Linked DNA regions of Homo sapiens: regions 1 and 3 are each linked to region 2. Evidence: read pairs that join two places in POLR2A ChIA-PET (ENCODE). Cell type or tissue: OCI-LY7. All regions are shown on one strand. Each heading gives the region's core, and the rest is flanking DNA. Links, peaks and the distances in the headings are about the cores only. Region 1 overlaps LPP (LIM domain containing preferred translocation partner in lipoma). Region 2 has its middle 56 kb from the start of LPP-AS2. Region 3 overlaps LPP (LIM domain containing preferred translocation partner in lipoma).

What was found. ChIA-PET counts read pairs that join two places held together with the same protein. Peaks named below come from ENCODE experiments on the same cell type or tissue, not always from the same donor. Only the 100,000 strongest peaks of a DNase experiment are listed, where the experiment ranks them.
Region 1: POLR2A ChIA-PET joins it to region 2 with 5 read pairs; 2 of 35 experiments call an interaction of 5 or more read pairs at or near these places.
Region 3: POLR2A ChIA-PET joins it to region 2 with 6 read pairs; 1 of 35 experiments calls an interaction of 5 or more read pairs at or near these places.

What each region holds. Positions count from the first base shown.
Region 1 is chr3:188,691,403-188,702,297 of GRCh38, forward strand. The region is part of intron 7 of LPP (LIM domain containing preferred translocation partner in lipoma); the gene reads left to right. Among named protein-coding and RNA genes, the nearest start is that of MIR28, 8.1 kb to the left of the region's middle. In OCI-LY7, for the core only: no CTCF peak of the experiment used is centred there; a DNase peak (open chromatin) is centred at 5,939; H3K4me3 peaks cover 650 bases; H3K27ac peaks cover 446 bases.
Region 2 is chr3:188,092,392-188,103,286 of GRCh38, forward strand. No RefSeq gene overlaps it. Among named protein-coding and RNA genes, the nearest start is that of LPP-AS2, 56 kb to the right of the region's middle. In OCI-LY7, for the core only: no CTCF peak of the experiment used is centred there; a DNase peak (open chromatin) is centred at 5,590; H3K4me3 peaks cover 1,435 bases; H3K27ac peaks cover 2,286 bases.
Region 3 is chr3:188,164,319-188,175,213 of GRCh38, forward strand. The region is part of intron 1 of LPP (LIM domain containing preferred translocation partner in lipoma); the gene reads left to right. Among named protein-coding and RNA genes, the nearest start is that of FLJ42393, 8.8 kb to the right of the region's middle. RefSeq lists an enhancer at 1-1,123. In OCI-LY7, for the core only: no CTCF peak of the experiment used is centred there; a DNase peak (open chromatin) is centred at 6,373.

The sequences.
Region 1 (10,895 bases), core at 3,091-8,090, 600 kb after region 2:
CCTAATCAAGATGCAGGGTGGATGAAATACATCTGAAGCATTTGGAGTAAGGCCTGGCCCAAAGGTTAGCTGTAATAATAAAAAGGTGGATGGTGACGATGTACATGATGATGGTTTGTGTGTCCCTTTATTCATATTGCCATTCACAAATTACTTGAGTAGTCCTACTTCTCCTGTTTGGTTTATTTGTTGCAAGAAACATGTGCATTAGAAGATTGAAGATGATTGCGCCCACTTGAGGAAACCGGACCCAGAGAGGTGAAATGATTTCCTAAATAGCACCCAGAAAGTTTATGATAGAGAGGAACATAGAACTCTAGCAGCCAGGCTGCTCTATTCTTATTTTCTCTATACTTTTCTTGTTGGAAAAGGACACTGTTGACTCCTAGTTACCATCTAACATTGTGGTCCAAGCTACAGAGACAGTAGAGCACATTAAGTTCTTTCAGTCTGGCTTTTATGCTGGCTTTGTGTGATAGTGCCTCATATCCACTGAAACGTAAGTACTTAAGGAGTGGATGGGAAGTATTCCTGGAAACTCACAGCTAAGCTTTTATGTAAAGACAGCACATAAAAAAAAAACCACTTTTCATAACTTTATGGAACCTGCAAAAAAATCTTGGCTTCCTTCATGATGCTTGCCCCTAGAGTGTCAGCATAGCCCTTGCAGAGAAACCCCAGGATACCTGTATTTCTCCACCCTGGCCTTCCTCTGAGCATTGAGTTGTTAGCATCAAAAAATCACCACAGCCACGTTGATCCTCATTTTCTTCAGCCTCTATAGAGCCTGCTATGCCAGGGTCCTGGGTAATCTGCAGACAGCTGCTGTCATGCAGCCTCATATATGGGTTGACTTTACCAGCAAAGAATTCCCTCACCTTCGAGACATCACTGACATCTTCATGCACAGCACAGACAATGAAACAAACAAAAAAGAACAAAGAGGGACATAAAGGTTGGAGGTCATTTACATTTGCATTTACTTGAAAGGAAACATGCTAACTTGTTGACTTGACTCACTTGATGTACTTTTTCGAGATTTCACCTGGAATCTTGTTCTTGCTAGATCTCTGGATATGCAAATCCCATCTTTGTCCAAGACCTAATTCAAATGCCACCTTTTCTTGAGAATGTCCCTTCATCTCCTGAGCTACAACCATCTCCCCTTTCTCTGTGCTCTGATAGCACATCATTAAAACATTTTACTTCGGATTGATGGACATTTTTGTGTGTCTAATATTTTCTACTATATCTTCTAGAGGGCAAGACCTACTTCTCAATATCTTTAGCATGGCACTTACTAGGCACTCAGCAAGTGCCCTTTGAATAAATGTATTATTTGCAATCATCTCTTCAGGTATATGTAGTTTTTGTGTTAGAAGCTTGCTAGGTTGCATCTTGCAAGAGAAACAATGTGATCCTTCACATGTACTTGTTCTTCTCCGAATGACTTTCTATGCAAGAAGCACTGGAGGCTGAGTTCATACGTTCAGCATTGTCAGCAGAATTGAGTCCTGAATGACCTGGGTCAGTCACTACATTAGATGATTTGATTAGAAAAAAGAATAAAGCCAGTTATAACTTGTTTTCTGCCTATTACCCAGGATATTTAGAATGATGGAGATGCAGAAGCATTTAGAGTTTTTGATGATACTCATGGTGGTATCATGAAAATAACACCTTGTGTGTTTATGGCACATAATTACATGAAACTCATTTTATTCTCATTAGAGTGTCACCTTGAATCCTGTTCTTTTTGGTCTTAATGTTTAGTGATTAGAACTTGGGAAGCAATTTCTAGAACCAGAATGGTCGGGTACAAATCCTAGCTCCTTCTCATATCAGCTCTGAGAACTTGGGCAGGTAATTTAACTTCATGATGTCTCAATTTCCTAATCTGTACAGTGGGGCAGCCAGAGTACTTATTTCATTGTATTATTTGAGAAGTGGGAGGACATAGTGCATAGTGATTCTATAAATATTACTATTGCAACCACCAGGCTTTGCATAAGGCCCTAAGTCAAGAAAACTTTCACCGTTTAACAGAGATGTTTCTCTCTGAAAGGCATGTTATTTGAGAAATAGTTGTTGAGATGAAAGGGGGGAGGCAAGATAGAGGCCAGCTTGATGAGGGCTTTGAACTCAGCCCTATCAACAAGAAGACCATAGGGCTGCATAGACTGAGGAGAAACACTCTTTGTTTGTCGAGGAAAAGGAAACTTGCAAAGGGATGGCACCAGCGCAGCCCGACAGAATTCTCTGTGGGCCACATCTGTTCATGCCAGCTGTTGTCAGTGTGTGTCGCCTCGCCGAGAATAACAGCAATGATTTTCACTTTATAGCAACTTCCATCTTGGGATCTCAGAATGCTGCATAAATGTAGATTAGGGCTCCCAAAATTTTTGCCAAGAATGAGCATACTTTACAGAGCATCAAGAATGCGTCACTCTTCTGAGTGAATCTTTATTGGTGCAAAGAGAATTAAACGAATATTGAATTAGACCTTCCTTCCTGATGTGAGCTTTCTTCTTGATTTTACTCCTTATTTTCTAGATGACCTTGAATAACTCAGTTTCCCTCCTTGACACTCAGTTTTCTTCTTATAAATGAAGGGATTCATGTACTACTAAATGGTCTCCAGTGTCTTTTCTGTTTCTGAAATTCACAGAAGGCAGGGAATCTAAAGTTGCCTCCCACATTTTAGAAAGGCCTAAGTTGTTGTAGAATTGAATATTTTCTTAGCATTTTATTCATGATATGGTAAGAACCCGGCAGAAAATTTTTCAGTTTGGTCACTGGAAAATGACACTGTCCTTTAGCTTCTAATGTGAAAGAATATAGTATTATTTACCTGTTTTTCCCTTTGCCCACCTTTAGGTACAGTACTATTTATTATTTTATTTTACTATTTTAAGATTTAACATTAATTCTCTAGCTTATATCTCAGATTGATAAGAGCAGTTCTACTTCTTTTGATGAGTCAAGTGAATGAATGAAGACATTAAAAATGACCATGTCGGCCGGGCATGGTGGCTCATGCCTGTAATCCCAGCACTTTGGGAGGCAGAGGCAGGTGGATCACCTGAGGTTGGGAGTTGGAGACCATCCTGACCAACATGGAGAAACCCCATCTCTACTAAAAATACAAAATTATCCGGGCATGGTGGCACATGCCTGTAATCCCAGCTACTCAGGAGGCTGAGGCAGGAGAATCACTTGAACCCGGGAGTCAGAGGTTGCGGTGAGCCGAGATGTTGCCATTGCACACTGAGCAACAAGAGTGAAACTCCATCTCAAAAAAAAAAAAATAAATAAAAACTAAAAAACAACCATGTCTCTCAAAGCCTTGTACTCAGACCACCTGCATCAGAATTAGTTGGGGGTACTTGTAATATTTTTGGTTTCCATCTTTGTGCGCAGAGAGACTATATCATTAAAAAATGTTTGTCCTTAAGAAAGGTTCTTTTGATAGTTCAAGACTTTGTAATGTATGTGAAATTCCACTACAAATAAGTGGATGGGTTGTTAAATCTCACTGGCAAAAGGCAGATGAGTTGAGAGACTGAGGCACTTTTGTTGCGGTTAAGCATCCCTTTCTGGAATTGATGACTGGATTCAAATCCCAGGTTCTCCACTTATTATCACGGTAATCTTTGTACTCCAGCTTTCTCATTTGTAAATTCAGAATAGAAGCCACCTAATATGGTTGCACTGGTGATGAAATAAGTTACTCAATATAAAACATTTTGAACACCTACTAAGCACTCAGAATACCTTATTTATACTCTTGTAAATTATACATAAATTAATACATAAATTAAATACTAATGTATTTCTACCTTTCAGAGTTTGTGGGAATGGATAAAAGATTCCTTCAATATGACTACTATTATTTTAATCATGGTCAGTGATTGATTAGAAATATTAAATGTTGCTGGTCTTTAGATTCACTGTCAGAGCATGATCTTTCTTCCCCTCGGCTGCAGTGCTGACGAATAACACTGAGTCATTCATATTCTCTCATCCACCTTCCTGCCACATTTGAAAGACATCCATAGCTCATATTTGACAGACTGTGTGTGAGCATTTAATACAAATAATCGTGCGCCACTGTCAAATATTAGCACATGCCATGTGTCTTCTTATGTATTACTCACAGTGGCTCTCAGATGAAGGCATCTACCCAGCTCCTCTGCCTACTTTCCCAACTCCATTTACAGGTGAAGACGCTAAAGGGGGGAACAAAAAACTTGTGAAATGTTATACAAAACTGGAGGTATAATTTGGCATTTGAACCAGCTTGTTCTGCCTCTGAAGCCCACGCTTTCTCCATTATACCACAATCAATATTTCTGAAAGTAAAAAAGGCCACATTGGTCTCCAGCTTCTGGTCTAATTAGCACCATACTTTAATCAGTGAGTTTGACTGTCTTGATTAACCTTTACGATAGACCATGTAAGTTTCATATTTCTAAATGAATATATAGAGATGGCTGTAAATTAGTGGAAAAACACTAAGCTGGAATCAAAAGACTCCTGCCTAACTCTTGGTTCTGCCACTTAATATGGGTATGATTTTGGCTAATCACTTAACAAACCACTAACTTGGTTTCTACAGAAAGAAGAAATGATTTCATGCATTGGACAATATTAAATAATCTAGTGTGTGTGTGTTGCACCCAAGTATCTTTTGACTGTAAAAGCACATAGAAAGGTGAAGGAATTTTAATCCCATGGTTGATAGAGTAGAATGCCACCTCAGTTCCTCTGAATTCTGTCCCTCATTCAAGTCCTAATTCAAGCTCTTTAAGCACACAGTACTCTCTCTCTCTCTCTCTCTGTCTCTCTTAATCTGTATCATCCATTGATACACTTGAATAATATTTATACATCATAGTATATCTTTAAGGATGATATTAGTTTCTTAATTGGTGTAGGCTGGACCATCTCATTTAACTTATGGCTCATGCCTGTAATCCCAGCACTTTGGGATGCCGAGGCGGGCAGATCACTTGAGGTCAGGAGTTAGAGACCAGCCTGGGCAACACGGTGAAACCCTGTCTCTACTCAAAATACAAAAATTAGACAGAGAAATTGCTTGAACCTGGGAGGCATAGGATGCAATGAGCTGAGATTATGCCACTGCTCTCCAGCCTGGGCAACAGAGAGAGAATCCGTCTAAAACAACAACAACAACTCACAAAGTAAATTCTATTTACCCCATTTTATTTTTGAAATAACTAATAGGTAGTAAAATTCAGCATCCTGCACTGGATCATACAATTGGTAAGCTGTGGATGTGGGATTTGAACCCAAGTAAGCAGACCCTAGAACCTATATATCTAAGGCATACTGATTACTATCAACGTTCAATTTTTTGCTTTGTTCTTTTATTTCTCCTTCATATACCTTGATTTCCTGACTGGATTATAAATTCTATGAACTGGTTGCATCTCACTCATTTTGATGACTGCTTTAATGCCTAATTAATTACTATTATTTGTGGATAATTTAATATAGATTTCATAGGAGGCTATAGTTTGCTACACTGCTCGTGTACTCTAGAAACAAGGACCCTTGACTTTTTTCTCTTCTTTGGCTATAAGCTTATCTTCTTACCATGTTGAGATACTTTGATTTGATTTTCACTGGTCAAGCAAAAAAACATGTTCTTGTTATTTTCACTTAGGCACTTTGTCTGCCTCCCTGCTGAGGCCCAAAAATTCAGTGTGATCGGTGTGTCTGTCAGAAGGTAGGATTGCTTGCCTAGGGTGGCATTGTTATTGAACAAAACACATGCCCTTTCTTTGCATCCTAAGTGTCTTGGATTGCTGAGCCAGAACCGCTCTGACTCAAATGAAAACCACCTTGTGTTAGGTGAAAGATGGGGAGTTAACCATTTGTTTGCTGGTTTGCATTTCCCACGAAAAACTCAAAAACAGAAATTTACCTCGCCATGGAAAGTGATGTGCCAAGCGTCATATTTGCATATTAAAACCGAAAACTGATTTGCATGTTATTTCAGTGTCTTGTGTCACGTTCAGGCATCTGTCAAGCCCACTAGACAGAAACAGCTTGTACAGTAGGAAAGTGTTTTTATGCATATCAGACTGAAAATCTAGGTGCCTTATTTTTATCAGCAACTTGTCCACACTTTGGGCTCTCCAATCTCTCCTAGGTTCATACCTGAAAATACTAAAGAAAAGTCTGGAACCCCATGTTTTATAAAGTATGTTTCCTGTTATTTTCTAAGAGCTATCCATTTTTATAATATTCTGTTTAGATAATTTTAAAATTATAAAGAGAAAAACTCAAATTAATCATAATATCACAATCCTGACATAAGTCTTGTTAACATTTGGATATATTCACTTCTAGTAGCTGTTTGATAATACTTACATAGGCTAACATATACTGGCCCTTTTGCATATATATTTTTATACATTTGTAATTATCAGATGTACTATTTTCATATCTTCTTATTTTTTGGCACTATAATGGCAAGAATTATGACAATCCAAGTATCTAAAATAACAGATTAATAAAATCTTATTTTGAGCAGACAGGAAATTAGAACCAGTCAGGGCTGGAGCCGTGGCAACCGAAACTCTGTGCCGTCTTTTTGATAGTGCTTTATTAAAACTGTAGCTTGTAATTGAGGATAGTTTTTCTATGGGACAATGCATAGAAAGCTGTGCATGGTGATAAAACCTTTTTTTCCCGACATTAGAGCAACTAGCCCATTGCATTCTTCCAGGCAACCAAATGAAGATGAAACGTGTGCCTGGAGTCACTGCCAGGCATGTGGGGCACAGCAAAGGCCAAAATATGGTTTTAGTTTGAAAACCCAACCTTGAATAATGGTTCATTCTATTCATCAAACTTTTAGGTCATGGGTCTTGCCTAGGTGAAGCCATCCAATGGAAATAATGTCTTGGAATTCTCTTGCCTTTATTATGTCAAATCTCTAATATATAACATCCATAAAGCCTAATTAATGGGAAAAACTGAGTGTATGTTTTAGCCATAACATTGTGGAAATAGGTTCTTTTAGTTTCACACAAATAGAGATCTTCTCACCCCACCGAGAAAACTCGCTTTCTCCTTTACGGAGGGCCCGCATGGAGGTTTAGAGGGAAGGAACCCTGAAATGAGAACTGTGAATAAGGTTGGCAGGAGATCTTTGACCTAGATTCTCCTCGACTCTGAGGATTTGGCGCTTCTGCTCTGCGACTCGCTTTTCTTACTTCTTGCCTACCCGGCAGGATAACATCAGTGGTTGTACCTTGTCTGCCGAAGCCTAAGGGAGGCTGCTCTGCTCTAAATAGCCAAGCATGAGCTTTACTTTACTATTTGTCTTTTGGTCCTAAAGGCGAGACTGTACAAGAATTAATAGTTGGAGAGGCAGCAAGGCATACGTTCACCAAATGGCATGAATTTCAAGATTTGTAGCTAAAAAGTACTCAGAGTAATTACATCCCTTGCTAAAGCAACAATTAATGTGAAATTCGGGTACACTACACTGAAGTCCTTTATCAGCAGATGGAAAAGTGGAGAGTTACTGGAGAGATCTCATTCTGCAAACATTCTGCTTCCAAGAAGAAAATCATCTTTGTTAGTGGTTTCTAAGTTGTCCCTCTTGATAATTATAACTGACATCTATTTGATATTTAATATGTTACAAAGCTTCTTCATATGAATCAGATATTATTATTCTCCAGTTTATATATGAGAAAATCAACAATAGAAAAAGAAATCACTGGAGAACTTAAGTAGTATCTTAGACATCAGGCCTAAGAGCCAGATGCTCCAAGCCCAGGCACTATTATAGCTGCCTTGACACGTGGAGACGGAGAGAGGTGGGTGTGGAGAGACCTCACTTTCCCCCAGCTCAGCCTAGATAAAACCCTTGTGTGCAGAGACCAGGGCCCCCTGACTGGATGCCCAGGCCTTTTCCCAGCTGCAGTAACTCTTCCAACAACTCCTCCTGTCTGTAATTCAGAATCATCCATCCTTGGCTATGACTCCAAATTTGGTTTAAGAAAAGGCATTTTATGGGCATCGATGCATGGCATGAGAAAGGGAATATGAGGAAGTAGAGATTTTAAGAAAATCAAGATTTCGAAAGTTGAAGATCAACTGGGATGAGTTTCAAAGCAAGAATCAAACTTTTAAAGTCAAAATTTCTGGGTCTTCCTCTTTGTGTCCTTAAAATTCATTCTTCAATAAAATGGAACATAAGAATAGAAGAACCAAGAGCATGCTTTTCTAATCCCAAGGAGCTGTGAGGAGTGTTCATTTAGAAGATTTCAATTCAGATAGTCAGGTATCCACCTTCCACTTCTTTCCTTCTCTGTGGCCATCGCTTTTAACCTGAAACAGAAGAGGTATCCAGCAAATCATCTGCCCCTGGCCAGAAGGGGTTCTCCTTCCATTTAAGCAGTGAGATGTTGAGAGTAGAGTATAATTCAGTGAGAGTCAAAAAGTAGAAGCAGCCACAGGAAATTGCAAACTGCAGACTTGACACAGCTAAATAGAAGGGGGGAAAAGAACGAAAATATCAGAAATATATTTTTTCTGGCAGGCTTTCAGCTCTAAAACGGGGCTAATTCTACCTTTTGAAAAGAAGATAATTTCAATGTTTCTTTTTTTTCAAGAACACATAATTGAAGTTATTTTCCCTCTGAGGGAAGGAACCTCTTGTACATCACTACAAATGGACAAGAAAAATGAGCAGCTCTGGTACCCAGAGTGATAGAGTATTCATTATCATGTAATCTTTTTGAATATCTTGGCTGCCTTTTCCCGGTGTTTTATCCGCCTGAGCGGTGCTTTTCTGGTAAGGTTCAGATTTGCAGTAAATTTGAGTTATCTAACACCATGTAACAAAGAAATCAACAGCAGGTAAGCACTCAAGAAAGAAAAATGATCACGCCAAGGTCAGCCCCAGAGGAACTCAGGGGGCTGACATTGCGACAGATAGTGGGTATCCATTTTGTAAATTGGATCCTTAGCACACAGGTTAAAGTAGGTAAATTGTAGTAACAAAGATGCAAGATGGTGTGGTGTTTTCCTGGGAGCCATTTGCACCTTAGTGCGGGCTGTTTCCCATGCTTCCTTTTTCCTTTAGAAAGGATGATGGATATTTTTCTTCTCCACTCAGAAAAGGGGCAGTGGGATGATAAGGTGATTAACCTTTGTGTGTTCTTGATTTCATGCCCCAAGTGTAGTGAAAGTTCAGTAGGCTGCAGAAACCCTGTGACCTGCCCATTGCTTACTCAGATTCAGAATGCTGAATGAAGTTCTGGATGTTTCAGGGGATGCTGACAACTGGCTTAAGTCCTCTCATAAATGGAAATCTCTGTCATAATGAGGTTTCCACTTACTCAGTGTGTCTATTTTTATAGACTACAAAGGATCTGTAAATATGAATATCTGTGATTTCACTCTAAAGATTGGTAATGATATGTGTCTTGCATACTATGGGCACAAATGGGCACAAAAAAATGATAGAGTAGAACCAAAGGAAGCTTTGAAAATAACATGTTACACATAAAGAAACTGAGGCTCAGAAAATGGAAATGATTTGAGCAAAATCACTGGACAACTTAAAGGCAGAACTAAGATTAAAGATATTCTGAATAGTCAGGTCTTCTGTATTTATGGGTTTCTATGTAAATGTATAATCAAATACCATGAAGTGTTATATGAATATGACAGATACTGTTATGTATGTTATTCTTAATCTAGTGGAGTTTCCTTCTTCATCAAGGGTCCTATTCATGTGTACATTTTGTTTCAGAAGCAAGTCTTCATTACTGCATAGTCCCACCCATAATGTTTACCAGGGATTTAGACCCAGATTTGGCTGTAAATTTGGCTTCATATTAAGTATTTTCTTGAATGACAATCACCTGGGCCCCTAGCAAGAAAAGAGGAATGGCAAAGAAGAACCAGTTTTAGATAATTTTCAGCTGAAAAAAAAAAAATCTTTATTTTAAGAAGGGAAAATACAGAAACATAGAAAGAATATAAAGCATTCAATTTCCCATGACTTTCAACGATTAACCTTTGAGCATATTGTATTGCCGTAAGGCAGGTCAGCCTGGCCAGCGAGTGACTTATCTCCATGTGGTAGTTCAGGGCCCAGTCTCCATCCTTCCTGTGCCTCACAAGGCCACATCTAACTGCAAGGAGCATGGGAAATGTAGTCTAGCAGTGTGCCCAGCAAGAGGAGGAAATGGATTTTGGTGAGCAGTTAGCAGGCTCTGCCATGCTTAGTAAACATCAGTCCTTTTTAAAGCATATTAGCCACTAAATTGCTCAGAATGCCACGATATCTGGCTGCGTTTTTTTTTTTTGAAAGTGTCAGTGGTCTTGGTGTTAGAAGATGTTTGCCAATACACTTACTTCAGAAGCATGACTTTCATAAAAACTCAGCTCCCATTTTTAAATCTCATAATGACTTCCCATTACTTAAAACAGGCTTGGCATTGACCATATCTTACTTCTCTTTTCTCATCCTAGTTCTGTTTTTTTCCCTTTTTTTTTTTTTTTTTTTTTTTGAGACAGAGTCTCGCTCTGTCGCCCAGGCTGGAATGCAATGATGTGATCTGGGCTCACTGCAACCTCTGCCTCCTGGGTTCAAGCAATTCTTCTGCCTCAGCCTCCAGAGTAGCTGGGACTACAGACACCAGGCACCCGCCACCATGCCCGGCTAATTTTTTGTATTTTTAGTAGAGGTGGGATTTCACCATGTTAGCTAGGATGGTCTCGATTTCCTGACCTCGTGATCCGCCTCCCTCAGCCTCCCAAAGTGCTGGGATTATAGGCGTAAGCCACCACGCCCAGCCTTTCCTCTTAACAGTTTTTTAGATATACATGTTCCTCCTGAA
Region 2 (10,895 bases), core at 3,354-8,353:
TCTCTTCAGAAATCCACAATTTGTGAGGAACGCCCTGCCCCTCAGGTAGTTCATTCTACTCTTCCAAACCTGAACAGTACTGATGATTTAAAAAGCAAAAATGATAACACATTTTAAATCCTTCATCATATGAAGCTAGCACCTACATGCCCCATTTCCAAACAAGGAAACTGAGACACTATCAGCAGAATAAGAAATTTTATCTTAAGTAGCAAATAAATTAGCAAAGAAAAGTTCCATTTTAGTTTATCTCACTGTGTTGCTCAGAAGCTTCTCTGCTTCTGGACTGTGATGTAGATAATCACCAAAGAGACTGCGAGGGATGGAAAGACACCAAGGCAACCACCCTGCCTTGTTTACCAAAAAATGCAAGGGCACCTTTTGCACAGCTGTGCTGAGTGGAAATGTTTAGACAGAAGGCTGTGTGGTCCTGAACAGATGTGATGGTGCCGTGACTCACGGTTGGACTGTCAACCCGAACTGCTGGGAACACCATACGTCATGATCTGGGTGGCCCCTGAGCAGAGCAGTAGAGGCAACCTGCAAAGGACTCTTCCTCATTATCAACCAAACCCAAGAACAAAAGCCTACCAAGCATGCTATGTGGCATTACTGACTTCTGACGGCAAATAACACCACCTCTGTCCAGAAGTGTCCTTAGCATTTTCTGATGCCTTCTTTAGTCATCCTGTGAACTGCTCTTAAAAGGAACACAGAATTTGTTTTGTTTTGTTTTGTTTTTTTTGAGGCAGAGTCTTGCTCTGTTGCCCAGGCTGGAGTGCAGTGGTGCCATCTGGACTCACTGCAACCTCTACCTCCTGGGTTCAAGAGATTCTCCCACCTCAGCTTCCCAAGTAGCTGGGACTATAGGTGTGCGCCACCACACCCAGCTAAGTTTTTGTATTTTTGGTAGAGACGAGGTTTCTCCATGTTTGCCCAGGCTGGTCTTGAACTTCCTAAGTTCAAGTGATCCTCCTACCTCCGCCTCTCAAAGTTCTGGGATTACAGGCATGAGCCACCACACCCGGCCAGAACACAGACTTTAGAATTATTGACACTCACTCACTATGTGACCCTGGAGAATTCACCTCAATGTCATGACAAGTGTAAAATGGAGCAAATGACACTTTCTCAGATGGAATAAGAATCAAGTAGTAGACAAAAAGTGTCCTGCCATGGCCTGGCTCAATAAATCATAGTTCCTTCTAGTCTTTCTTTTAGCCTAGAGCAACCCTTGACCTGGAACTTGCACATTAAAAGTCCCAGACCATCTCTCCCCGAGGTGTCCTCTTCTCTACTGGGTGAGGAGTCCACAGGCCCCAGGGAACATATTCACCCAAAGTCATGTTCAGCTTCTAGACCATCCTTTACAAACCCAGGATTCCAGAATTCCCTGACCACATTACCCCGAATCCACTCTTAGGGCCTTGCTTCTCCAGTCTGTCTTGCAGAGGGCAAAACATGATTTTAGTGTGTGCACACTTAGGTCAAGGGGCAGCTGTGTGCAGGGTGTAGGGATGGGCAAGGGTGGGGACTGGGTTGTGTATGGATCTTGGGAGTGAGGCTGGAGCTCACATGCATGTCTGTGAGGTCATTACAAAGCAGAAGCAATTAGGAGTGGGGAAAGAAAGGGGCAAGCTATAGGCCAGGGTCTCATTTTATATACTTGCCTTGGGCTTCACAATCATTAGGGGAAGAACTTACTCCCTCTCTCGTATTTGTAATCTTAGTCTAATCTAATACATGATTCTGAAGATACAGTACTCCTTTCCCTCTTTTAACTAAATAGTATTCCATTGTAGATGTATATCAGAATTTATTTATTCATTTGTTGATGGACTTTTGGTTTTCTCCATCTTTTGACTATTGTGAATAATCCTGCCATCATTAACATTGATGACGAATTAACTGTCGGAGTCCCTATTTTCAGCTTTTTGGGATATACACCTAGGAGTGGAATTGCTGGGTCATATGGTTATCCTGTTTAACTGTTTTTAAGGAGCCACCTAACTGTTTTCTGCGTGGCTGAAAAATTTTACATTCCCACCAGCAATATATATATATATATATTTTTTTTTTTTTTTGAGACGGAGTCTCTGTCTGTCACTCAGGTTGGAGTGCAATGGTGCAATCTCAGCTCACTGAAACCTGTGTTTCCTGGGTTCAAGTGATTATCATGCCTCAGCCTCCCAAGTAGCTGGGATTATAGGCATGCACCACCATGCCCAGCTAATTTTTGTATTTTTTAGTAGAGATGGGGTTTCACCATGTTGGCCTGGCTGGTCTCGAACTCTTGACCTCAGGTGATCCACCAGCCTCAGCCTCCCAAAGTGCTGGGATTACAGGCATGAGCCAAGGTGCCTGGCCTCCACCAGAAATATATGAGGTTTTATTTTCTCCATATCCTTGCCAACACTTGCTATTTTCTGGGTTGTTTGTTTTATTTTGTTTTTTATTACAGTCATTCTAGTGAGTGGGAAGTGGTACCACATTACGGTTTTGATTTGCATTTCTCTAGTGACTAGTGAAGTTGAGCATCTTTTCATGTGTGTGTTGCCCATTTGTGTATTGTCCATGGAGTAATTTCAGGGATAACTTTTAATGAGGTAACGGACATTCTAGTGAAAATGAGAAAGAAGTAAGGCCACTAATAGCTTAAAGCCACTGCTGGTTCCCAGAGTGCTACGTGTGTCCCTAACGGACCACCCATCTTGCTTCTAGCCTGTCTTCTTGAGACCCAGGAGGCAAGCTCCACACCGGGAGAATCACTCCTGGCATCTCCACGACTTACAGCTTGGACCCACAATATACCATTCGCTACCCACAAGCTCCTGCACACTCCTCCCTCCCCATGCACCCACACCGACATAAACACACCCCATCCACATTTTCAGTCCCAGGATTACATAGCAGCTGGGACTTGGATTCCCTTTATGGAGCTGTCCCAACTCTTGGCCTGCAGTATGGCCCAGGACCCCAACAAAACTATTACATGGGGGTATACATTGCACACTCCCCAGAGTTTGGAATATTCTGGGTTAAGGAAGTGAGGGGCAGACACACCTCATTCAGGTGGGCTGCTCCAGGCTCAGCTCTGTTCCTTTCAATCCTCCAAACGTCACTTCCAGGACAGAGAAAGGAGCCATAGAGAAAAAATGATCAATGCCACTCCTCTATTCATTTACCATATGGGGAAACTGAAACTCAGGGAATGAAACACCTGCTCACGGGTGCAGCCTGACACAGGGCTAGAGCTCAGGTCCTCAACTTCCCAGACTTTGCTCCTGGAGCAGAGCAGAACATGATACAACAAGTGCTTAGCTTAGACACCCCTACACCAACACCACCAATTCAGCCCATGATTTGAGTCAAGATCAATTTATTCTCTGCCTTGATAGTCTCATACAAAATGAGGCAGACAATAACTGCTCTTCCTTTCCCCCAGAAGAACTAATGACATATATGTGTGTGTGTGTGTGTGTGTGTGTGTGTGTGTGTGTGTATGCTTTGAGCTCACTGGAAGGCAATAGCTATATAAATATATGTGTATGTTTGTACTTACACTTTTTTTCTTCATGACCTAGTTGAGGTGGAGAACCATTTTGGGACTAGGTGAAAATGGCACATACTAATTCTACTCGTTTCTTTCTGCATGGTCTAGTCAAATGTTCCCAGGTAAAATGAGTGCCTTTAACTCTAAAAAGGGAGGAAAAGTCTGTGGGCAGGTGCATTTAAAGCCCCCAAGGCATGAGTCCATGGTTACTAGTCTACATTTCGGACTTTTGTTGTGAAAGTGACTTCTGGGGACAAGCAACCTAGAGGCCTGCCAAGACCCCCCGGGACTGGCACCCAGGGATCAGTGTTCAAGGACAGGCAGTTCTCTCAGGAGCTGGGATGAGACCTTGAACAGGTGACTCCCTTGTTCTGGGCCTCAGTTTTCCTATCAGTAAAATGAGGGAGCTGGACTGAATGACCAGATTGCAATTTTTTAAACATCAAAATCCTTCTTAAAAATAAAATCTTATGCTGATCCCCAATGTATAAAAGCAGATAAAAATGAAACTGCTCTAACTGAAGGGCCGCTCCCCCTTCCCACCTCGAGCCAGTTGTTCAGCCTCCAGCTCACTGGTGTGAAACTCTCCGAATTAAAATAATCTATGGTTCTATATAATGAGATTAACTTGTTAGATCTAGAAAAAAATAAGAGGCTAAGTAGGGTAGCTGGATTGCAGGGCAGGGGCCTTGGAGATGGGAGAGGGCTAGGTGGGGAGAAGGTGGAAAAGGTGTTTGTACTGACAGAGCTCTTAGCAACCTGGTCTTCCACCTCAAATTCCCAAAGAAGAAACTGAGGCCAGACTGTTAAGATATAAACTTTGTAACTTTTTGACCCAGGAAGTTTTGAGAATCATAATAAGGAAATGATTATAGAGTGATTTGAGCTCTTCAAAGACAAGCAGTATTTAAAATACAAGGTATTATTACCTCCACAGAGCTCTCTTTTGATTACCACTGTGCTTGAAAATGTGGGCAGGCCACTTTTATTTTCCAAAACTCAGGTGTTTAAAAAAATATTCACACGTACAATCCCTATACTCAACTCTTATAAGCTAATTGTCAGCTTCCTTGTCACTGGATAATTGTAATGTTCAAAGAGATATTATACTCACTTTATCAGCTAAATTGGCCGTGCCCCTGATAAAGACATTGATCCCTCCAGCTCACACTCTCTTGCCATAATTTGAAGGATGGTTAAATTTGAAATATTATATTTGAAATTTTAAATGAAAGTACCAAATATCATTCGACAGAGGTGCTAGGCAGGAACTGATCTCTAAAAGACCCTAAATAAATCAGGGCAGCCCTGGGTTAGTTGGTTTCTTGATACAGGGTTGGGTGTTGAAACTCAGAAGTCAACCAAAAACAGTTTCAAACAATTTCAGGGTGTTTTTTCAAAACTGAACTGCTCCAGCACTCAGCCTGCCATGGCAGAGCAAAGTCAGGACTCAGAGTTAGAAGATGGGATTCAAGTCCCAGTTCTATTGCACATGGACTGGTCAACCTTAAAGAATTCTTTCACTTCTCTGGTCCTAGGTTTTCTCCTAGTAAATTGGGATCATTTCCTTGCCCTGCCTATTTCACAGGTCTCCTCTAAGGATGAAAATTGAGTGACACAGAAAGCCATGTGTGACTTTGAATGAATGGAGGCTAAGACTACAGGCTCTGAATGGAATCAGACAGACCTGGGTTCAAATTTTGATACTGCTACTTAATAGCAGTGTACATTGCTTATTTGCTCTGAATCATAGGTTCCTCATCAGGGATATGAGGTTATTAATAGCATTTTTCTCACCTGGTTGTTTTGAGGATTTAAAGCACTGGCCCCTCGTAAAGGCTGAGTGGGTGTTGCCATTTATTAAAAAGCTGTAACAGTCCATGTGCCCAATAAGTTACTGTTGTTTTTTCATAGTTCTGCTTTCTGTGCACAACAGAACTAAAGATAACCATGTATCTATTGTCTCTGAACTGCCTGAGTACTCTTACTAGAACGAAAGAAAAAAGGAAATACACTGTGGCCCAGAATGGGGCTCCAGAGAAATCCAAAATGAGCTGTGGTCTAAAAGCGACTTCTCTCCAAGCCTATTTTTAACTGGCTGTGAACTTCTCTAATACGCAAAGAGTGATGCTGGGCTCTCTGAATAGCTCTGCTGACGAGCTGCTGCCCGCTTCTGCTACTATGTGAATTTATGGAGTCCTGGTCTCGCACTTCATTAAGGAAATATACGATGGTGCTGAGACAGGGGGCCAGACACCAATAACTCCCATCCCAATCTCCCAGTTATAAATCTTAGTGCCTCACTCACTAAGGGAAGAGGAGTAACTGAAGAGATATTATCACCTGCTCCTTTGTCATGGGCTGTCCTTTTTAAGTTGTTTGCAACAGACAACTTTATTAAGAGACCACCAAACAAAAGTCCTGGCCAAAAGCAGACTCCCAAATTTGTTAGGAATATTTTCAGTTGCAGGTAACAGAAAAAGTGAACCACAGCATCTTGAACAAACGGAAGTTTATTTTTTTCACATAAGATATTCAGAGACAGATGATTGCTGGTGCTAGTTCAGAGGCACAATACACTTGCTCCAACTCTATTCAGTGGAAACCCTCTGCACTTTTTCCTCATGATTGTATTCTGGCTGCAGAAGCTCCAGTCATCATACATACAATCCAGTGAACAGAAAAAAAGAAAGAAAAACGGTGGTATCCATGTCAGGGAATTAAAATGTTACTCAGGATTCATCCTTGCAGCGGTTTTTACCTTATTGGCTAGAATTGGGTCAAATGGTCACCCTTGTTTTGAAGGTGATTAGGAATAAGAAGGTTGGAAATGAGCATGAGATCAACCAAGAGTGTCTGCTACAGCTTCCAATAAAGGCCAGCTGAAGGAAGGAACAAAAGTGAATGATTATGTAATGACTAAAGAAACAGATGAGGCCGGGCGCGGTGGCTCACGCCTGTAATCCCAGCACTTTGGGAGGCCGAGGCGGGCGGATCCTGAGGTCAGGAGATCGAGACCACGGTGAAACCCCGTCTCTACTAAAAATACAAAAAATTAGCTGGGCGTAGTGGCGGGCGCCTGTAGTCCCAGCTACTGGGGAGGCTGAGGCAGGAGAATTGCGTGAACCCGGAAGGCGGAGCTTGCAGTGAGCCGAGATCATTCCACTGCACTCCAGCCTGGGTGACAGAGCGAGACTCGGTCTCCAAAAAAAAAAAAAGAAACAGATGAATGAATGCTTGACACAGAGATCTACTCTTTGACTCAGCTCACATGCCATTTTTTTCTAATCCCCTATCCATCATACCTCCCTATCCCCTTGCTAGCCCACTAATACAGTCCCATAGTGCCATTAATCCTCCTATAATTGACTTCCTACTCACTTGTCTATCTTCTTGATTCGTGTTTAAGTCCCTTGGTGGCAAAGCACGTGTCTCATTCATAACTGCATTCTCTGCACCTAGCACAGTGCCTACAATATACTTATTATAACACAGTGCCTGTTAACCTAGAAATAACTGTTGCTATATTTGTTTAATAAGCTCTCATGAAAAATTCTAAAAAATGTGACTTATTGCCCAGCACACATATGTAAAGCTTTTCAAGTCCCTCTTTTGAGTTGGTCCATCTAAAAGACTAGAGCTAAAGTTGTCTCGGTGACATACCCAATTAACTATGAAAGCATGTTATTGTGATTTCCCTAATGTAACCAAAAGAATTCACAAAAATCATTCTTATTTTGTTCAGTCTAACACATTACAGATTAATTTTCAATAAGTTAAATCTGTTACTGATTCTGAAGTCTTTGACCTAAAACAATAATAGTAAAACAAGGATTGTTGTTAAATAAAACAATCATAGGAAGAACATTATGGGTTGGGTATTGGAGAAAACGGGGTACTCAGAGATAGGATAAGCAGGGGTCTTTAAACTGGCTATTGACTCACCTCCCTGTTTACCTTGCCATGGTTCTCATTGCCTGTCTGCAATTTCCTACCGACTCCATCCCTAAGCCCCAGGTTAGTGCCTTCTTTATGTCGGCTTTGGAAGATAAGTAGGGTTTGGATATGCATGCATATGATAGAAAGGGTGTCGGAAAAGTCATGACAACAGGAAGGCCTAGAACCAGAGTGGTTATCTGGCATTAGAGTACATGAGATTAGAGGGAGTGTGAAAGATGAGCTAGTGCTGGGAAATCGGTTAAATAATGAACAAGGGCCTTAAACTTGGGGCTATTGCTCATAGCATGAGCAATAGGAGGCCATTTTTTTGTGGAGTATCACACGAACCAAGCTGTCATTTTATAAATTTCCATCTGGTGAAACTCATAAGTATGGAATAGAGAGATGAAAATAACGAAAGATGAGGATCTTTTAAAAGGCTATTGCAATTGACTGGGCTCACGCCTACAGTCTCAGCACTCTGGGAGGAAGAGGCAAGTGGATCACATGCCACCAGGAGTCGGAGACCAGCCTGGGAAATATGATGAAACCCCGTCTCTATTAAAAATACAAAAACTAGCTAGGCATGGTGGCATGTGCCTGCAATCCCAGCTACTCTGGAGGCTGAGGCAAGAGAATCTCTTGAAGCCAGGAGGCAGAGGTTGCAGTGAGCCGAGATCACACCACTGCACTCCAACATGGACAACAAAGCTAGACTCAGTCAAAAACAAACAAACAAACAAAAAAGCCAGTCAAGAAATGAAGCAGACCTGAACTAATGAACTAAGGTCGCGGTAGCATGAATGTGGCTAGGGAGTCTAATGAAGGGCACACTGTGATGTTAAAATCAGATACACAGATGGTCACTCCACCAAGTAAGCAACCCAGAACAGCTGAAGTGCTGGCCTAGGGAGGAACGTCTAGAAAAAGTGGTTAAGAGCGTAATTAATCTCAATCGTGGCCTCAAGATCATCTTGAAGCAGACTCTAACTGAACTTTTATTTCCCCTCATAAAAAGGAAGCGAGGCCATCTTGTTCTCACAGAGATGATTCCCTGTTGTAGTAATAGAACCAGTTATAATAAGAAGAATGAACTGATCTGCAGGGATGAATGACAGATGTTTGATACAGTCCACCCCTTGTACCAGAGCAGTTCCCCTTGACGTCATGCAACTCTGTGGATTCTGATGAGCTTTATAGGTACAAACTGGGAGTCTCTTGTTCATACTGCACACCACTCACCTCCGACCACAGGCCTTCCTTATTAACATTGATGCAAGGCTGGGTCAGCATTCCTGAACACGAATGCACAAACTAGAAGGGATTTAACACCCTGTGGAGTAGACCTCTAATGATTGGGAGACAGAAGTCAGGAGATAAGCTCCTTCTCTTTTCTCTCCCCTATCTCTATTAATGGGTGATCATTAGATGTGGTTTTAAGGCTGCTTAGAGATATAGTTCCATTGATTGAGTTATCAGTATTATTTAACAATGATCAGCTCGATAACCATTTTCATATTGACTCTCCCTCCAGTCCTGTTTTGCTCACTCCTGTTGCCTGGGATGGGATTCCCTAATAATATACAATGACATAATTCCTCTACCTTAGCTTTGACTTCTGGGAAACCCAGGCTTAAATAAAGGACAACAGAAAAGGTATCATTCACAAAGTACACTAGAGGGATGGTGAAGGATATTCACTGCAGGATTGACTGTAGTGTGGGGGGAAAAAAAGAGAGGAGAAGATCGGCTAAGCATCAAACAATTCAATGACTGCAAATGCATACTATGAAATACCATTCAACTGTTAAAAACAATAAGTATGGCTGTGTGTGCAAGGTAGTTTGAGCAAGAATGCAGAGAGTATAGCAAGGTGATCCCACATGTTTAAATAAAATAAAGATATGTACTTTATTTATGTATTATTTATTTATTTGAGACAGAGTTTCACTCTTATTGCCCAGGCTGGAGTGCAAAAGCGTGGTCATGGCTCACCGCAACCTCTGCCTCCCCAGTTCAAGTGATTCTCCTGCCTCAGCCTCCCAAGTAGCTGGGATTACAGGCATGCACCATGACAGCCAGCTAATTTTTGTATTTTTAGTAGAGACAGGGTTTCACTATGTTGGTCAGGCTGGTCTTGAACTCCTGACCTCAGGTGATCCTCCTGCCTCTCCTTCCCAAAGTGCTGGGATTACAGGCATGAGCCACCGCACCCAGCCAGGATATGTACTTTAAACAAATACCACACCTGTATGTATCTCTTCCAACTATGTGTGACCATGTGATAAAATTTGACCACTAGAATGTAAACAAAAGGTTGTGTAGCATCTCCTGATAACATTGCTTAAAAGATAATGTGTGTACTCCTTTGTCAGTTTTGTTATCCTGATATCTGGAATGCTACACATTGGCACTGGAACTATAGTCACCATCTTGGATAATGAGTGTAAGATCCACACTTCAGGGAAGACAGAGAGACAAGACTGACAGGAGACTGGTTTTGTTTGTTTGTTTGTTTGTTGAGACAGAGTTTCGCTCTTGTTGCCCAGGCTGGAGTGCAATGGCGCAATCTTGGCTCACTGCAACCTCCGCCTTCCAGGTTCAAGCGATTCTCCTGCCTCAGCCTCCTGAGTAGCTGGGATTACAGGTATGCGTCATCACTCCCGACTAATTTTGTGTTTTTAGTAGAGACTAAAATGTTGGCCAGGCTGGTCTCGAACTCCCGATCTCAGGTGATCCACCCACCTCAGCCTCCCAAGGTGCTGGGATTACAGGCGTGAGCCACTGCGCTCGGCCAGGAGACTGGTTCTTGAGCAATTTGTAAGATAGGACAGCACATCAACTTTGGATTACTTTTCCCTGGATATTTTTAAGTAGAAAAATGTTTCTATCCTGTTCAAGCATCTTTTATTTGCAGTCTCTGTGATTTGTAGCCAATTTCATACTAACTGTGACAAATGGACCTTTGAGAAAAAGAACTAGGGGAAAAGAGAAACTCTTTTCTCTTTTCTCCATCAGTTTTATACTATTTTTTAAATATTTAAATATTAAATCACGATTGTTATTTTATTTATTTATTTTTCAATTAATAGGGCTTTGAACTTGATTGAAAATTGAATACAGACTGGGAAGGCTGAGGGAATGAATTTGAAGATGACGCTAAGGTCTCTGGTATGAGTGACTAAGACTATACAGTGACCATCCCAGAAGCTGTGTTCTGAGGATGAACAGGCTTGGAAGAAAATACATGGTCACCTTTATGATTACAGTTTCCAAAGCTTCACTTTCTGTGACAGGCAGAATAATAGTGCCCATAGAGTCCCATGTTCTCATCCCCCCACCTTGTGGGTACATTACCTTAAATAGCAAAGAGGCTTTGCAGATGTGACTCAGTAGAGGATCT
Region 3 (10,895 bases), core at 3,290-8,289, 72 kb after region 2:
GTGGCCCATCTTGATAATGATCTCTAGCTGTAACCGTGGAAGCCTAATGCTCTACTAAACTCTGTGCCAAGAGGTCACAGTGGAAATTCATTTCCATTATGCAGAGTCATCTGCACTTGTACTTCCTAGTGAATTTCCACTGAAGATGGTTCTTGTTTAGTTCAAGGAAGAAAATAACTTGGTTGGCACCTGGAGCTTCTGTCTTGTTTGGTATGAAAACGAATCATTTTCAGGAAGTGCAATAAAGAGTTGCCACCCACAGGGCTGGGTGTGCCCTGACTCATGGGAAAGGCAAACTCTGCCCTGGCCAGGCAGGTAAGTGACACCTTTTCTTAGAATGAGGTGAAAGATAGGTCAGTGTTCCAGTAGGTGGTCATTGTCACCCTGGAAGTCTCTCTTCTTGGTCATAGTTTAATAGCTTTACCTGGAGAATATCTAGGGTTCCAGTAGTGACAGCTGGACAGGACCCTAAAGATAACATTCTTTCCATAAATTTGATACATTTGTGTATTCATTTGACATCGTGTATCAGGTGCATCTGTGAAAGAATTAGTGATATGTTACTCTGGGTTTCGACGATGGAAACGTGAATGCAGTGTGGTCTCTGCTTGCAAGAGGTCACATAAATCATCAAGACAGTATGTAGAAGTATATGCAAAAAATACCTGAAGGGGCTAGGTGCAGTAGCTCACATTGTAATCCCGGTACTTTGGGAGGCCGAGGCAGGAGGATCACTTGAGGCCCGGAGTTCAAGACCATCCTGGGTAATATAGCAAGATCCCATCTCTAAAAAAATAAAAATAAAAAAATTAGCCAGTGTGGTAGTGCATGCCTATAGTCCTAGCTGCTCAAGAGGCTGAGGCGGGAGGATCCCTTGAGCTCCAGAATTTGAGGCTGCAGTGAGCTATGATCATACCACTGCACTCCAGCTGGGGTTACAGAATAGACTCTGTCTGTCAGGAAAAAAAAAAAAGTCTGATGGCTCTAATTGGATGGTAACTCCCTAGGGACCTGGGGAAACTCAGATAAAGAGATTGTCATTTGATTGGGCATTGAAGGGTAAGTGGGAATTTGTTTGGTGGGATAGAGGATATTTAAGTGGGAGACATAACATGGATAGAGACATGGAGGTGAGAAAGTGCATGGTGCCTTGAAAAATTAGAGTCATGAAGGTGGACTGCATAGTAGAGAGGCTGTGGAGATGGGTTAGGGTCTACATTGAGAGAAACCTTTATTGCTGTACTGAGAAGTTGAGACTGCATTCTGAAAGGAGCATTGAGTAGATCAATGAGATGACTGGATCTGTGCCTTAAGAAAATAATCAGCTATAGTGTGCTAGACGGATTGAAGGCAAGGGTGCTAGAGACAGCAGGAGCTGTCTGAGCTGCTACAATAGCCCAGGCAAATGATAAAGCAAAACCGAATTAGGGTTGAGGCAGTCGATATGAGAGATGACTCACAGATAGAATAGAAGTCACAGAGTCTTCTCATTTTGCATAAGGGGAGACTCAGCACCTAAGAAAATTACACGTGCAAAGTTCACAGCCCTGGTCCCAGCGTAACACTGAGGTGATCTCGTCTGCCCAGTGTCTTAGACGGGTGACGGAACATACGGCTTTTGAGAGAACTGCTTGTCAAGGAAGATCTCCACCCTTTTTTATCTTGTAAGGATTCTGTGACATCTCTTAATTCTGAATGAGATGAGATGGCTCTTTCTGGAGTTACTGAATCTCTAATTGCTGGAGATATTCAAGCAGTGACTGACTGAACTGTTACCGTGAAAGTTCAGGCATTGGTTGAAAACTCCTCTGCGAGGTCTTTAAGACCTATCAACCCTGATTTTTTTTTTTCTTCTTTCTTCTTCTTCTTTCTTTTTGTTTTTTAAATTTAATTCCTGGGAAAAGAGACTTATAACAGTCTTATCTGGGAATGCTTTATCCATTTGGCTCCTCAGGATTATTTTAGACAAAAGGCAGAGAGAGTTAAAAATGGATGATTGAGCTCTAAGAATGGTGGCCTGTAGTTCATTCAGAGTAGTGATGGAACAACCATTTCGTTGCCAATAAATTAATGCTCACTCATGTGGGAGATATTGGTAGCTGGCTCAGCTTGCAGGATCCTGGTCAAAATGGACCATCCACATAGCATAATACTTATCTTGCTGTTGCCATTTCTTATAGGGCTTTATGGAAACATGTGTTTTCCTACAAATTACAGGTAAATCATACCAGTAGTCCTGCGGATGGTTATTATTATTGTCCAAGTTTAATCAGAAGCTTGAACCTGGGAAAGGTTAAATGATTTGCCCAGAACCCAAGCAAGTTAAACATTGAACCAGGACTTAAGTTTTCTATTATCGCAATGCCAGATTCTTCCTGTTCCCTGCCTGTGCAGATCTCTGAGTCCGGCTCTAGCTTTTGTTCATATTCATATCCACAGCATCTGCTGCAAATCCTGGGATGTTATAAATAATTTAATAAATGTTTATTGAATGAACATATGAATGAATGAATGAATGAATAATATATATGAAGTAATAAATGATGACTTGAGTTTTAAGAATAGCTTAAGAAATTAAAAAAACCACCACCACCTAATTGAGTACCTTCTTGGCACTTTGACTTTTCCTTATAGAGGTTACAGTTTTTGTGTCTTGCATTACGTGGTTATCGCTGAGGGATGTAGTAGAAACTACATGGATGGTTTGGAGAGTTAGAAGGTTTGGATTTAAATTATAGCTCTGCTAATTGTTAGCCATATAATCGTGTACTGGTTACTTAGCCTCTCTGAACTTCCAATTCCTCATCTCTAAAAGAGTGTAATAGTATCTTTCACATAACATGATTGTGGAAGGTATTCTATGGTCAGTGTAGTAAAGCCTCAAAGCCTGCCATGTTGGCCGGGCACGGTGGCTCAGGCCTGTAATCCTAGCACTTTGGGAGGCCGAGGCGGGCAGGTCACCTGAGGTCAGGAGCTCGAGACCAACCTAGCCAACAAAGCAAAATGCTGTCTCTACTAAAAATACAAAAATTAGCTGGGCATGGTGGCATGTGCCTTTAGTCCCAGCTACTTGGGAAGCTGAGGCAGTAGAATTGCTTGAACCCAGGAGGCAGAGGTTGCAGTGAGCTGAGATTGTGCCACCACTGTACTCTAGCCTGGGCAACGGAGCAAGACTCCACCACCACAAAACAAAACAAAACAAAACAAAACAAAACAAAACAAAGGCCTGCCATGCAGTGCCACTGAAAAATGTTATCTTTGTGTGTGTGTTGTTTTTTTTTTTTTTTAGGATTCTCTGTCAACCCATTAGCTAATAATGCACTCACTGTATTTTTCCTTTTATTTCTCCAAATTATGACCTATGGTAGACCCAGTGTTTGCTGACTGGCTAAATATGTTTTAAGTTCTTTCAGAGAAGAATTATAGCACAAAAGTCCCAACTATTTCTATGACTTTTCAGATCAGTTGCCAGTCAGCCTCCAGAAAGACTATTGACTTGCACAGTCATTAGCAGTATGTGAATCTACTTGTTTCTCTGTGCACTTACCAGGATTTAATTTTATAACTTGCATTTGTCTTTGCTAAATTAATATGTAAGAAATATCTTATTATTGTTTTAATTTGAATTTCTTTGATTACTAAAAAAATTTCCCAAGTAGTGGTTTATTGTTTGTGTTTCTCTTTATATGGATTGTCATATGACAATATTTAGAAATAGTCTGGGCTGAAGACGCTTGATATAAAAGGGCTAAAAATGTTTAATGTTTTGAGCTGCTTAAATTTATTTATTTGTGCATTCATTCATTCTCTCAGTCTTTATTGAGCTACCTACTCCGTGCCAGGCACGTGCTGCACATACTATGAAGAAAAAAATAAATGAATGAAAACAGTGACTTCCAACCTCTTCATTTAACATGTGTGATAGTTGAAGTCTAGAAAAGTGAGGTTAATTACCCAGGGCCGTACAGCTTGTTCAGTAGCAGAGCCAACCATTTATTTGAACAGTAATGATTTTAAATGTTTTGTGTCCATAGCCTTTTAAACCATGGCGACATCCTGGAAATTTCAGTATTGTGATGTTAAAGAACATCTCTAAACTGTGTCTACGTTGAAAAATCAGAGTCCTGATTTTTGGTTTAGAAAACATGGTCACCTGGTTCTTCAGTTGTAAATATAATTCCTTCCTAGACCTCTCTAATGCTTAAGTCTAAATTCATTCTTAAATGAATAAACTTAATATTAAAATAAGATCAGGAAGTAAATCCCAAGCCAAGCATTTCAGACCAGTTGTGAACCTCTTTTGACATGTTTTTGGTAAATGAGAAGAACTGATGACATATTTCCCTATCAAATAAAATAGACAATTTAGATTTAATAAGGCAGTTATCTTCAGGTAATAAAAATTCAACTAACTTGCCATAACTATCTTGTTTAAAGTCAATTAAGAGCCTCATATTTCTCACTTGCTGGGTAAAATTTAATAGAACTTCAGTTAAGCATTTATTGCTTATTTAATTCAAAATTAAGTTAATCACCACAGTTGGTAACAACCACTGAGTATTTAATTAACATTCAGCAAACTATCTTATTAAGTCTAAATTAGATACAGACAAGTCTTGTTTATCCCCATCAGTTTGCAAACACCACCTCCCCCACCTCCCATCCCAAGGGGCCTTTGGTTTTCCTACAGTTTTCCTTTTTTGATTCATCATTTTTATTTTCTTCTACTTAAGACTTCACTTGGGTGAAAGAGGAGAAGAGGCAGCAGTCCATCATGTTATAGAAACTTTGGGCTCGTAGTATAACTGAGAAACTTTTTCAATCTTTTCTTTTTTCTTCAATCCTATTCTATTAACATTTCGTTTTTCAAAAGGTATTGAGCACATTCTCTGTGAGAGGCTTCTTTTAAACCCTAAGGAAGCTATAAAAGAGGTCATTCTGACATATTTGGTTTTATTTTCTCATCCTAGAAATGAGAGGATTGGGTTTAGTTTATCCGTGTAACACGTATTATTGGCTTGCAGTGTGTAAGGCACTTAGCTGAGTGTTTGGATACACCTTGATTCAGACAAGGCCCCTGCTCTTAAAGAGGACACAGACCAGTGTGAAAGCTGCAAAGTTCAGCTGTAGGAACATGAAGGTCCTTTAGAATGCTGTGATTCTGTAAGACAGTATTTCCCAAAGTGTTAAGGCTGTTTTATTAAGAAAAGGGTCCTGTAGCCAAGTAAGTTTGGAAAAGTCCAAGTTAAACAAAATTAAGGAAATTTCAGTATTGTGTATCTTTACCATGGGATTTTGAGACTTTAATAAACGAATGCGCATTCTGACCTCCCGGAAGGTTTGTTTCCCAAAGTTATTTGATCATAGAACCCCTGCACCCCACTACTACCCTTTGTACCAGAGCATTTCCTGGGTTCAGTGATGTAATATGCTTTGGGGAAAGCTGCTGTGGGCCGTGGACCCTGGCCACGAACCTCCCACAGCCCAGAAGGGGTACTCAGACATTCACCCTAGTAACTATGATACAGGGTCAGAATTCTACTTTGTCTGAAAGTTGTGCACATAGAGTGGGTGATTTTAGACATAGAGTCTTTTAACTGGAGTGGAGGGTATGTAACCAGGACAGCCTTTCCTCATGGAGGAGCGCTGGGTCTAGCGGGAGATAGACTGTGTAGGCAGAGAGGCCTGGAGGGTTGCCAGAGCATCATCGGGAACAGAATAACAGTGAAATTCTGACATGGCTGATTTGGTGGAGACTCCCTAACACATTGATATAATGTAGACCAATTTTTATTATAGCCTGAATATGGAGAGGTAAGAGGCAATGAATTTTTTGGCGCAGAACTTTCTGCCTTCGGCTTTGTTCCAACTGCGTGACTGCCCATCTGCAGAAGTGATTGTTGATTCACGTCTGTAAGACATTTTCATTCTCATGCTTTGTTTGGGGCAGAGCCTCTGCCTTGTGAATCACTCTTATGAGAGGGAGTCTCAGTTTCTTTTCTTTTCTTTTCTTTTTTTTTTTTTTTTTTTGAGAGGGAGTCTCGCTCTATTGCCCAGGCTGGAGTGCAGTGGTATGATTTCGGCTGACTGCAACCTCCGCCTCCCAGGCTCAAGCAATTCCACTGCCTCAGCCTCCTGAGTAGCTGGGATTACAGGTGTGTCCCACCATGCCCAGCTAATTTTTTTGTATTTTTAGTAGAGATGGGGTTTCACCACGTTGGCCAGGCTGGTCTCAAACTTCCAACCTTGTGATCTGCCCGCCTCGATCTCACAAAGTGCTGAGATTACAGGTGTGAGCCACCATGCCCAGCCGAGGGAGTCTCAGCTTCTTCATCAACAGCATCATTCTAGTCAGTCTAGTTTCCGTTTACCTTGTCATCTACCACTTCCTCCAACTTACCTTCCCCCCAGCTTCTCTTATTCTGGTGAATCACCTGTGTCTTCATTTTTCATTCTTATTCATCTGAATCATCTTCTTCATCTAAGGCAAGGTACCCTTTTATATCTTCCTGGAAAGACATCTACTTCATTTAAAATAATGCTACCAATTTCCTCCCCTCTGGTAGCAACCAGCAGATGGAACATGCTAGATGAGGTAGAGGATAATCTACAAATCTGGTCTGCCATATCATGGGAGATTTCACGTAACAGTGAATTCTTTCAGAGCCTCTCAGCAATACCTTCCTTGTTTTTCATATCTGTATCAAAAGGAACACTGGCAAACCTGGGTTGTATTTCTCATTCCATTTTGGGCTTGAATTTTTCTGAGTCTGAGTCTCAGTTTATCTGTGTATGAAACGTTAGGGTTACGCTATGTGTACTCTCAGGGCCTTTTAACTAGAAAATGTTGAATTTGAATGTTTACTAAGTCAACACAAGCTGCAGTCACCCTGGATTGCTTGATCCTCCATGTACTTTTGAGCCTGGCAGTATGAGGAAACTCCTGCAGTGAGCATAGTTCATGCCTACACAAAGTAGGCATTCCATGAATATTGGTTCTCTTCCATCCTGACTGCTTCTGGATTCATTTTCTTTTTATTGCCATTGCTTTTTAGTCACCCAAGCTTATCTCTTTCTTGTCTACACCCTCAATGCTGTAAATCTTCCTTTCTCATTCTCCATCTGGATAGCTTCCTCTCTCCTCACCTTTTTCCCTTCAGGCTATGCCTATGGATGCTGTCCACTCTGAAACCTCCCAAAGACAAATGATTGCAATGGAGGCACAGATTGCCGGGTGGTGGTCCTGGCCAGCTACAAATCTTTCCAAGAGATTAGCACCATTTCTTTATGGAATCATATTGTTGTTCCATGAGTGAGACCAAGTCTTATCCTCAAGGATCCCATAATGGAGGTGAGATGCTTTCTTTTTGACACTTAGTGGAAACAACAGTCCATGAGGTATATTATCAATTGGAAAGGTGGGGTTTTTGCTTTCTAGGATTGGGCAATGCACTACTAGGTTCTCAGCGTGGATTCTTGAGTATCTAGGAAAACTGGTCATGTGGAAAGCTTAAGCTTATTTTGCAGGCCTTGAAAAGACAGCCTGCATGTTTCATTTCACTCTCTACCCGAACTGACACTTCAGGGATGAAAATGTCAGCAGACAGCCAGCAAGTAGCCGACTAGAGGGCATGATGTGGGCTGGTGGTGCAACTCTTCAAGGATGATATGCCAGAGAGGGCAGAACACAGTTAGGACAAGGCCAAGGATGTCATTCCCATGTGGAGAGGCCATTGGTAACCTCGGCGAGGTTTGGTTCTTCTCCAGTAGAGATTTTCAGAAGCTAAGAATTCACCTTGAGAGTCCTTTTTGCTTCCTCTTCTTTTGTATTAAACAAACTACTCACCTCTCAGTCTTTGCCTTTAGTCCTTTGGCTATTCCTGGTTAGATAGGCCCAATTCCAGAAGCATCTGGAAAACTCTGCTCTAAGTATGTAGTGCTTAAGGGCCAGAGCTCTGGAGCTACACTGCCTGGATTTGCATTCTGGCCTGCCAAAAATACCTCAACTTGTTGCTCAGTATTTTTAGGCCTCTGTTGCCTCATCCATAAAATAATAATAAGAAAATTACTTATCTTGTTGTGAGGATTAAATGAGTTAATACATATAAAGCCCTTAGAACAGAGCCTGACATGTGATAAGTGCCCATTAAATATTAGCCACTGTTATTATGTGTTACCCTTATTAAGTCACAAAATGGCGATTTGGAAAAGATAATAGAGATTATCTAAATGATTGTGTTTTTTTTGTTATTGTTGTCTTTTTAAATAAACTTTTAATTTTGGAGTAATTTTAGGTTGATAGAAAAGTAAAAATTGTACAGGGAATTTTCATATACTACTCACCCACTTGTCCTCATTTTTGATGTCTTACATTACTATGGAACGTTTGTCAAAACTAAGAAACTGATGTTGGTACATTACTGTGAACTAAACTCCAAACTATTTAGATTTCACCAGCTTTTCCACTAAGTTCCTCTTTCTGTTCCAAGATCTAGTCCAGGATACCCAGTTTAGGATCATTTTAAAACTTTCATCTTCTTTAATATTTATTTACTTATTTTTTTGAGACAAGGTCTTGCTCTGTCCCCTAGGCTGGGGTCCCCCACTTGTGTGATCATAGCTCACTGCAGCTTTGACCTTCTGGGTTCAAGCAATCCTCCCACCTCAGCCTCTGGGGTAGCTGGGACAACAGGTGCATGCCACCACACCCAGATAAATTTTTGTATTTTTTGTAGCGACAGGGTCTCACTGTGTTGCCCAGGCTGGTTTCAAACCCTTGGGCTCTAGCCATCCTCCTGCCTCAGCCTTTTAAACTGCTGGGATTACAGGTGTAAGCCACCACGCCTGGCCCATATTCCTTAATATTTAGAGAAGGATTCCTTATAGAAAAGCCTATTACAGGTCAGGCGCGGTGGCTCATGCCTGTAATCCCAGCACTTTGGGAGGCTGAGGCAGGCAGATCACCTGAGGTCAGGAGTTCGAGGCCAGCGTGGCTAACATGGAGAAAGCCCATCTCTATTTAAAAAAATACAAAAATTAGCCGGGTGTGGTGGCTCACGCCTGTAGTACCAGCTACTCAGGAGGCTGAGGAAGGAAAATCACTTGAACCTGAGAGGCAGAGGTTGCAGTGAGCTGAGATTGTGCCATTGTACTCCAGCCTGGGCAACAGAGTGACTCCGTCTCAAAAAAAACAAAAACAAAAAAAACAAACAAAAAAAACCAACCTGGGCAGCAGAGTGACTCCATCTCAAAAAAAAAGTAAGAAAGAAAAGCCTACTATGACGTATAATGTTGTAATCATGTAATCTGGAGCAGCTGCGGATGAAGTCGAGCAGGATGGGACCCACCTTTTTTTCTTCCCCTGATTTATCTCCCTGAAGGGCTCCAGCAAAGCAGGGCTTAAAAGTCACTGCATTGAGTCTCCTTGTTCTTAGGGGAAGAGACTGAGGCCCCCAAAAGTGAAGTGACAATGCTGGGAGAAGCTGGAAGCCCAGAGAAGATCAGAAAAGGATCTTCAAGATACCTTGATCCTGTCCTTGTTGAATAAATGAGTGAGCAACTATCGGGGACTCCCAAAAATTAGGGTTTGGATCCAGGCTCCTCCACCTTTCCCCTCATTTTTCCTTATCTGTAAAGTGGGTTCACTGATCAGTAATGTCTCATAGGACTTAACCCTCACAAAATGCCACAGTTTTACCCTGTGAAAGTTAAGCAAACCGTTGTGCCCACTTTTAGCACAGCCTGGAACGTAGTAGGTTCTCAATCAATGTTTGAAAAAGAAGCCTTGAAAATCAGGAAATTCTCCCCTTAGAACTTATTTCAAGAAGATTGGGACAAGCTGGTGCAAAACAAAGAAGAGTTATTCATGAGGAAATCTGTGACACTCAGGAATGGAACCAGTGTTTGAGTATCTGATAAGCAGGATATACTGTCTGTTTTTATTCTTGGAGGCTTTTATCATACAATACTACATTATGTTACAGTCTGACTTTCACACAAATTGGATCCCAAAACTTCTTACAGGAATTAAAAATACAAACTCGTGGGCAGTATGTGTTTTATAAATTACAGAAAACAGTAGTGTAAAGACATGGCATAGCAAGTGCAGCGAAGCGTGCGCAGGCATTGATACCCGAGGAACGCACGCATGAGGCAGCAGGGAAGGCACAGCATGCTGGGTGAGGCAGCAGGTGCACAGTTCTGTCCCTGGAGCCTGGAGAGATGGGGGAGGAGGGACATCTCTAGCTGGGAGGCTGGGTGAAGGAGCTGAACCCTGGAGACATAAATACCCTGTATATCTTCCTTATCCTGCCATTTATGGTCTTATTGAAGGGGGCCAGCTGACTTCTGAAACCTCATCTCCATTGCTTTCCCTCACTCTTGTCTTTGTTGCAGCACTTTCTGCATTTGGATTACCCTGCCCTGCCATCATTACCTGTTTGAATCCAATTGATCTTCAAGGTCCAGCATATTAATACCACCTCTTCCATGAAGCATGCCTTGATTTCTGCCCATCCCCCCTAAGCAGGAAATCATCACTTCCTCTTATGGTTCCATGGCCCTTTGTCTGTACTGCTTGCATGGCACTGATCACTTCTTACCTTCTCTTGTAGTTATCAATATGCTCGTCTTATTTTGGGCTTTTACTTCTTTAGGACCTTCTCGTCTGCCTGGAACTTGGCAAACAGTGAACATTTGTTGGATGGATGGACAGGTTTGACACTGCTGACACTAGACTCAAATTTAGTTTCTTTAGAGTAGAATTTTATTTTATTTTATATTTTTTGAGTCAGAGTCTCGCTCTGTCGCTCAGCCTGGAGTGCAGTCGTGGGTTCTTGGCTCACTGCAACTCCACCTCCTGGGTTCAGGCGATTCTCCTACCTCAGCCTCCCAAG